2 separate regions of the Homo sapiens genome follow, and region 1 is linked to region 2. Evidence: chromatin contacts called from ENCODE Hi-C data. All regions are on one chromosome and are shown on one strand. Each heading gives the region's core, a stretch centred on a gene start or an enhancer-like site at or near the end of the contact. The rest is flanking DNA. Distances are from core to core; before and after follow the strand shown. Region 1 holds the start of ELP4 (elongator acetyltransferase complex subunit 4). Region 2 holds the start of IFTAP (intraflagellar transport associated protein).

Region 1 (3,101 bases), core at 503-3,002, 5.1 Mb before region 2:
GTGGGGGGACAGAGAGCATCAGGAAGAATAGCTAATGGATGCTGGGCTTAATACCGAGGTGGTGGGTTGATCTGTGCAGCAAACCACCACAGCACACGTTTACCTATGTAACAAACCTGCACATGAAGCCCAGAACCTAAAACAAAAGTTGAAGAAAAAAAAAATTCAAGACGTTTCTATCTGATATTGGACTGCTTTGTCACTTTTTCTTTTGGTCTTCCTAGTGCTTATTTACTACAGGATAAAATTAGCACATGCTATTTAATGTGTTCATTTTAAGTACTATGTTGTTTTCTATGTGTTAATTTTATCTCCTCCAGGTGAGACCATTTTTATTACCATAGGTCTAAAATGACAAGATTAAGTCCAAACAGACAGTAATCACTCAACAGCTATTTATTGAGTAACTTAAAGATTCAATATGAAAGCAACCTTGATCAAAGCTTTCCAGTTGATATATTGTGAAACAGGGTTTTTTCCTAAACATGATTCTAAAAAACAAGCAAACAAACAAAAATCCTCCCCAAATGAAAAACTCCAGTCACTATTTAGCAATACTAATTTCAATTTATCAAACAGAATCAGCCCAAAAATTTCAACAGGTCAGTGAGATTTAAAACAATTCGATGGCAAGAATTTCAATGAGGTTTGGCTCTAATTAAAAGGTATCACAGATCACTGTCAAAGTCAATAACTCAGTAGTGCGGTAATGATTTGGGAGTCCTTTTCAATTTAGACATTTGTCAATCATGATTGCCTTTAAACATCAGTTACCCACTGTCCCTGCTCAGTTTTGAAAAAAAAATTAAATACAAAAATACAACTCAAAATACATGTTTTTTCCACACATAAAATTGGTATTTTAGTAATAAACTCTCGATTCAGGGTTCATAAAATAAAGTAGGTATACTTCTAATTCTTCCTAGCAGTTTTTTGGGGGAAAGAAACCCTAAGTATTTTCTGTTATTTGCAGCTGCTTTAACAGCAAACGACAATTAAATGTGTGAACAAGGTTGTCAGAGTAACACTTGTCATTTACACCGCTTAGGAAAGACATCCAAGACTTCCAGAAACACTAATTAAAATTAACAAAAGCTTCTTATCGGAACTTGTCAGAGAGCTATAGTTTGTCAGACACAGGAAAACCAGATAGCCTCAAAGTTCAAGAGTTTTCGCTCTAAGGTTTAATTCCAAACCACCTACCACTAGGCACTAACGAACTAAGCCCAGACGCTCAGCAACCAACTCATTAAGGTAAGAGATCCCATCCTTTCCATATAACACAAAATTAAGAAAAAGACATCGTGGGGAAGGCGGAGTGAATTTTCTATCAGAAATCAGAAGATAAATGAGCAGGAAAAAAGTCTATCCTCACACACAGCGGAGAAAGGTGCTAGCAATTGCTTGATAAGCCCTAAGGGTTTATTGTTTCACCAACCTTTTCTTTAACTCAATGTGAATGAAGGCACTCAAAAGGAGAAGAACGTTACGTGATATTACCTACCTCGGGCCCCAAAGAACCCTGGAGACCCTCAACCAGGACACAGGTGGGCCTTTCTCACCTGGGCCCCGCCGAAGTCGACCGTCCTTTCGTAGGGCGCACTTTTCAGCAATACGCCTTCCGATTGGTTGGCTCGGGACTGACGTCTCAGTCCTATTGGTTACGAGAGCCGCGGTTGGGGCGAGGAGGCGGGAGTTTGGCACTGGTTCTGATAGGACGGGTGTTTGCGTTCCCAGAGTTCCTATTGGGTTAACACTGGAGGCTCTAAGATGGCGGCAGTGGCAACCTGCGGTAGTGTTGCCGCGAGTACTGGGTCTGCAGTGGCGACAGCCAGCAAGAGCAACGTCACCAGTTTCCAGAGGAGGGGTCCTAGAGCCAGCGTGACCAACGACAGCGGCCCTCGACTGGTGTCCATTGCGGGCACGCGACCGTCGGTGCGGAATGGACAGCTGCTGGTATCAACCGGGCTCCCAGCCCTAGACCAGCTCTTAGGTCGGTTCAGAGCGGAGATCTGGGCTCAGCCGAGGGGAAACTTAGGGAGGGGACCTGTCGGGGAAGCCACTTTGACCCCACATCTCTTTCTGACCCCTAAACCTTCGGAGGAGGAGAGAATAGCCTGGTCTGATTGAGATGGAGGGGAATACGGGTTGTGTGGAGACTTCTGAGCGCTGTTAACTAAACATGTTTTAGTGCCCTCGCTCTCTATTTCATTCCCTGCCCTCCAACCCCTTTTCATATTACGGAGGAATTCGTACATGCTTTTTACCCTGAAATGCTTTCTAGTCAAGGGAAGACATTAATTTATGGAGATGGTTTGGCTTTCATTCAGGATACCTCCCTTCTGCTTTCTCCAGGCAGCTCACGGTTTAGACCAGCCTGCAAAAGTTTTTATAATTGTGAGAGACAGACTTCATTAGAAGATGCTGGAAAAAAATGATTTCCCCTCTTTGACCGTCAGACTGCCTGTTCTCTGGTTCTAAATCTTAAAACATTTTGGCTTTAAGAGAGCGAATGTTAAAGGCTTATGTTGACACATAATCCTTATAAAGTATTTTGAGCCTGTCGTTGATATTTAGATAGTGTCTGCGTTAAATCTGTGTATATATTTTTTATTTTTTCTATATACATTTTGCTTCCCAGTATTGATTGCTGCTACATTCCATACGACATCTTTAAATTTAACTCACATTTTAACGAGAAAAGTCTAGTTCTTAGGCTTTCCTTTAAAATCTCTGGAATTTTTTATGAGAAGCCTGCTGAAGAATATGCTTGTTTCATAACTGTTATATTCAAAGGAATGACCAGATTAAGTTGGTAGGACAGATTTGCTGTGTTAATAAAGCTTCTAGATTAATTTCTGAATGCTGTTTCATTAAAACCCCGTCTGTGTTTACATAACTTTTTTCATAGTGTGTGATATGTGTCTGTTAAATCTTGTACACTTTCATAAAATATAACTCATTGCTTGTTCTTGTACTTCGTTTGACATTTCTTTCGGTTATTTTCCCCTCAAAGTAGGCTTTTCATAGGTTTAGTGCAGAGAAAGTAAGAAGACCAGCAACCTATGAGAAAGAGTATGGCTTCTTGATTCTCTCATTTC
Region 2 (3,201 bases), core at 1-2,500:
TCTGGGGTCTCCATCTCACGAATTTCTATCTTGTTGTCCTCTAAAGAGATGATGTTGCAGATCATTCTTTTTTGATTTTCAAGCTGATAGCCACCAACAATAACAAATTCATCATTGTTAGTTTGAGTCAGGATTGCACTGGAGACAGAGATTCCTCCTGGCAAGACTGTGCAATTCACAGCTGGGCTACCCAGGGGAAGATCAACCCTTATTCTGTACAGGTTGGCAGGCCGGATATTATTGGCAAGTGAATGTCCTCCTAAAATATAGATGGTGTCATTTTTGGCAATAGAGACATGAAAAGATAGCCCATCCTGAAGTTCTGGAAGAATGTATGATGTAGCACACCCAAATTCAAAATCCACCAGGAAAACACAGGGCAGGCAGTCAGCTACACTATTCCATTTTTCTGTGGTTCTGTGGGTAGAAGGCATGTATGAGCGTCCTCCAAAGAGAACACCCATACTTTTCCCTCGGCTGTACACCACATTAATGGAATGACCATATCTGGCTTCAGGAACATCTCCTACCAAGTCTTTCTCTGTGCAGCGAAAAGTAACCTTTTTGTTGTTCTTGCAAACAATAGACATGACATAAATCTTATCTGAAACCTCATTGTTTGGTGTTTTCCCTCCATGGATGATGTATTGATGCTTTTCAGACTCCAAGCTGCCTTTGAATGTGCAAGTGGCTGGGTAGCGAAGAGGAGGGAGGTAGCAGGAATCCTTAGAGAAAATTGTAGGCTTCAGTTTGACATGGTTATGCTTTACATCCAGATGGAAAACTCCAGTGGGGCAGGATCTTTTGGGCCAGCCTTTTTGTCCAAAGAAGAAAACTTGTCCATCAAAATTCATCAGTGAGAAGCCTGGCTGAATTAAGGCTATGTTATTACTGACTGTTACCATCTGCAGAGACATAGTTTCTGATGGTACGTAGATTTTTGTCTGAAAGAATTATAAAATAAAATGACTTAGAGATCGCTTCATATAATCATCGTATTTAGATTCCTTCACATGTGAATAGCATTTTTTTAAGTCCTCCCACACGCTTGCAGTGGGACTGAATGAGGAAAATCCAAGGAGTTAGGTCAGTAAAGAGCCACAGAACCTTTACTGCCATTCCATCCAAGGAGCTGGGACATGTTTTAGCCACGGACTATATGCTCCCTAGGATTTCTGGGAATTGTAGTCCTTTTCCGTAAAGAGTCACCATGCGTCAGCTGAAAGAACCACATTTCCCAAGAATCCGTTCTCTCTGGGATGTGTAGCTTTGGAAATCTGTCTTTGTTGCTCTGGGAGAGGGGACTCCTGGAATGTGTCTGTGAATAAAGACTAGCCGAAGGTGCGAAGTGACTAGACGGGAGCAAAGGAGGAAAACTAGGGAATGGGAGGTGAGAGTGGCTGACACCGACCCAACGTCCGGGTTGCCGGAAGGCTGCAGCGCCCGGAGCGGTGTCGGGCAAACCGCTACCCTGGTATTGCTGGAGCCTCTCCTGGGGACTTTTGAACAGGTGACCCGATAGGAAGCACAACTGCTTCTGTTGGAGTGCGGTTACCTGGAGACCGCAGTCTGAAGGGACTCCCGGCAGAGATGTCGTTACGGTGTCCTGCCTGTCTGGATGCTTAGGAGCGCGACTCAAAACTACACCCCTGACGACCCTGGAGGTGCTTGGGGCGGGAGGTTGAAGGGGGCACCGAGGTTACAAAAGCCGTGACTGTCTTACAGAACCGAAAGATGGATCTTTGAATCCCTAGAGTGCAGGGGAGACATTGCCTGTTAAAGATGTTTACCACTTCTACATTTAGTAATAGAAATACAGTTATTAGGTTTTAACGAGTGCACTTTGAAGGTCCTTTGTTTTCTTCACTGTTTTTACTCCTGTTTTTAGGGTTCTTTTAGGGAAGCAGAGAAGGTTCCTAAACACATCTTCTTTTCATCTTCATTCTAGGAAAATAGAGTTAGTGGCTTTTTCACATCTTTCCAGTCCAAGAACTTTTGGGTAATTCTTTAATAATTCTGTAGTAAGTAAGCAGGGACTAAGCATAGAAGTGTTTGAATTATTCAGAATTTCATACTTGTGTTACAACAAAAAGAATATTTACTAGATGAAGGAAGCTTGATAAATTTCTATTTTATTATTGTTTACCTTAGAGAGTTGTGGAATACACTCCGTGTTTGCAGTGTGATGTCCTGTGCACCAAATGTTAAAGGAAACAAAACATAGCACAGATTTCTTGACTTTTAAGAGTTAATTCTTAATATGCTTCAAAAGCAGTATAAACAATGGCTGAGTGTGGACTCTGAATGCTTACTGGCTGGATTCAAATCCTGGCTCTGCCACTAACTACATGACTTTGGGCAAGTTATGTAACCTCTGTGTGCCTCAGTTTCCTCATCTGAAAACTGAGATAATAATTTTACCAACCTCATATATTGATGTCAGTTATGATTAATAGTTGAATATACGTAAAGTACTTAGAACAGGGATTTGCATATAGTAGACGATAGTTATGATTATTTTAAAATTTACCAAAAATAAGGTCTAGTGCATACGCACCTGCCAGTAATGGCAGTTGATAAGGTTGGAGAGGATGAGAAGGGGCTTTAGGATATGGGAATCAGGTCAGTGGGTATAGACAGATAAACATTTGAACTAAAAGAATTGGATAAACATATATGATGAGGGTGCTGGTAGTAGTTAATTTATTAACAGAAGATAGTTAATATTTTATTCTTCTTGTCACCCTTTGTCTAACTGGGGATAATCTTGGTATATATTCACTGGGCTGTTTTGAGAAATAAATGGGATAGCACGTGTAAATCACATAGAACAGTGCCTGGCACATAAACACTCAATAAATGTTAATTGATACTATAATTTATCTAATTTATCTTTATTCCTCCTGCAAAGATTCCTTGGACTATTTAGAATCTCTGGTCACTCTAATGAGATGGTAGTGTTTTTTTTTTGTTTTTTTTTTTTTTTGCTTTAAAGAACTTCTGTAGATCAGCTGTAATTTACTGCTAAATAATCTCTTGTAGTTATTATTTTCAGTCTACTTGGGAGACTCGTAAGGGGGTGATCTTTCAACAATTATCTGGTGGGTTATTAAAGCAGGTGAGGAAATGGTGTCTCAGAAGGATTATTATCAAAGTTATGAAAACAAGCCTGTCTCCCTCAGTTGTATATTCAGCAAACTG

The links. Hi-C counts contacts between places; a loop is a spot of excess contacts on that map. Pooled maps may share reads with other maps.
Region 1: a loop to region 2 is called in a pooled map, with 2.5 times the contacts of the local background. The contact joins the promoter of ELP4 here to the promoter of IFTAP in region 2. A Hi-C loop is called at or near these places in 3 of 50 pooled maps.

What each region holds. Positions count from the first base shown.
Region 1 is chr11:31,508,015-31,511,115 of GRCh38, forward strand. ELP4 (elongator acetyltransferase complex subunit 4) reads left to right here and starts at 1,753. Exons shown (of 10, transcript NM_019040.5): 1 at 1,753-1,993. The coding sequence starts at 1,771. It overlaps IMMP1L (inner mitochondrial membrane peptidase subunit 1), which reads right to left and starts at 1,608. Exons shown (of 6, transcript NM_001304274.2): 1 at 1,505-1,608. RefSeq lists enhancers at 1,746-2,635, 1,768-2,057.
Region 2 is chr11:36,593,252-36,596,452 of GRCh38, forward strand. IFTAP (intraflagellar transport associated protein) reads left to right here and starts at 1,251. Exons shown (of 6, transcript NM_138787.4): 1 at 1,251-1,341. RAG2 (recombination activating 2) reads right to left here. Exons shown (of 2, transcript NM_000536.4): 2 at 1-944. The coding sequence starts at 917. RefSeq lists an enhancer at 1,158-1,297.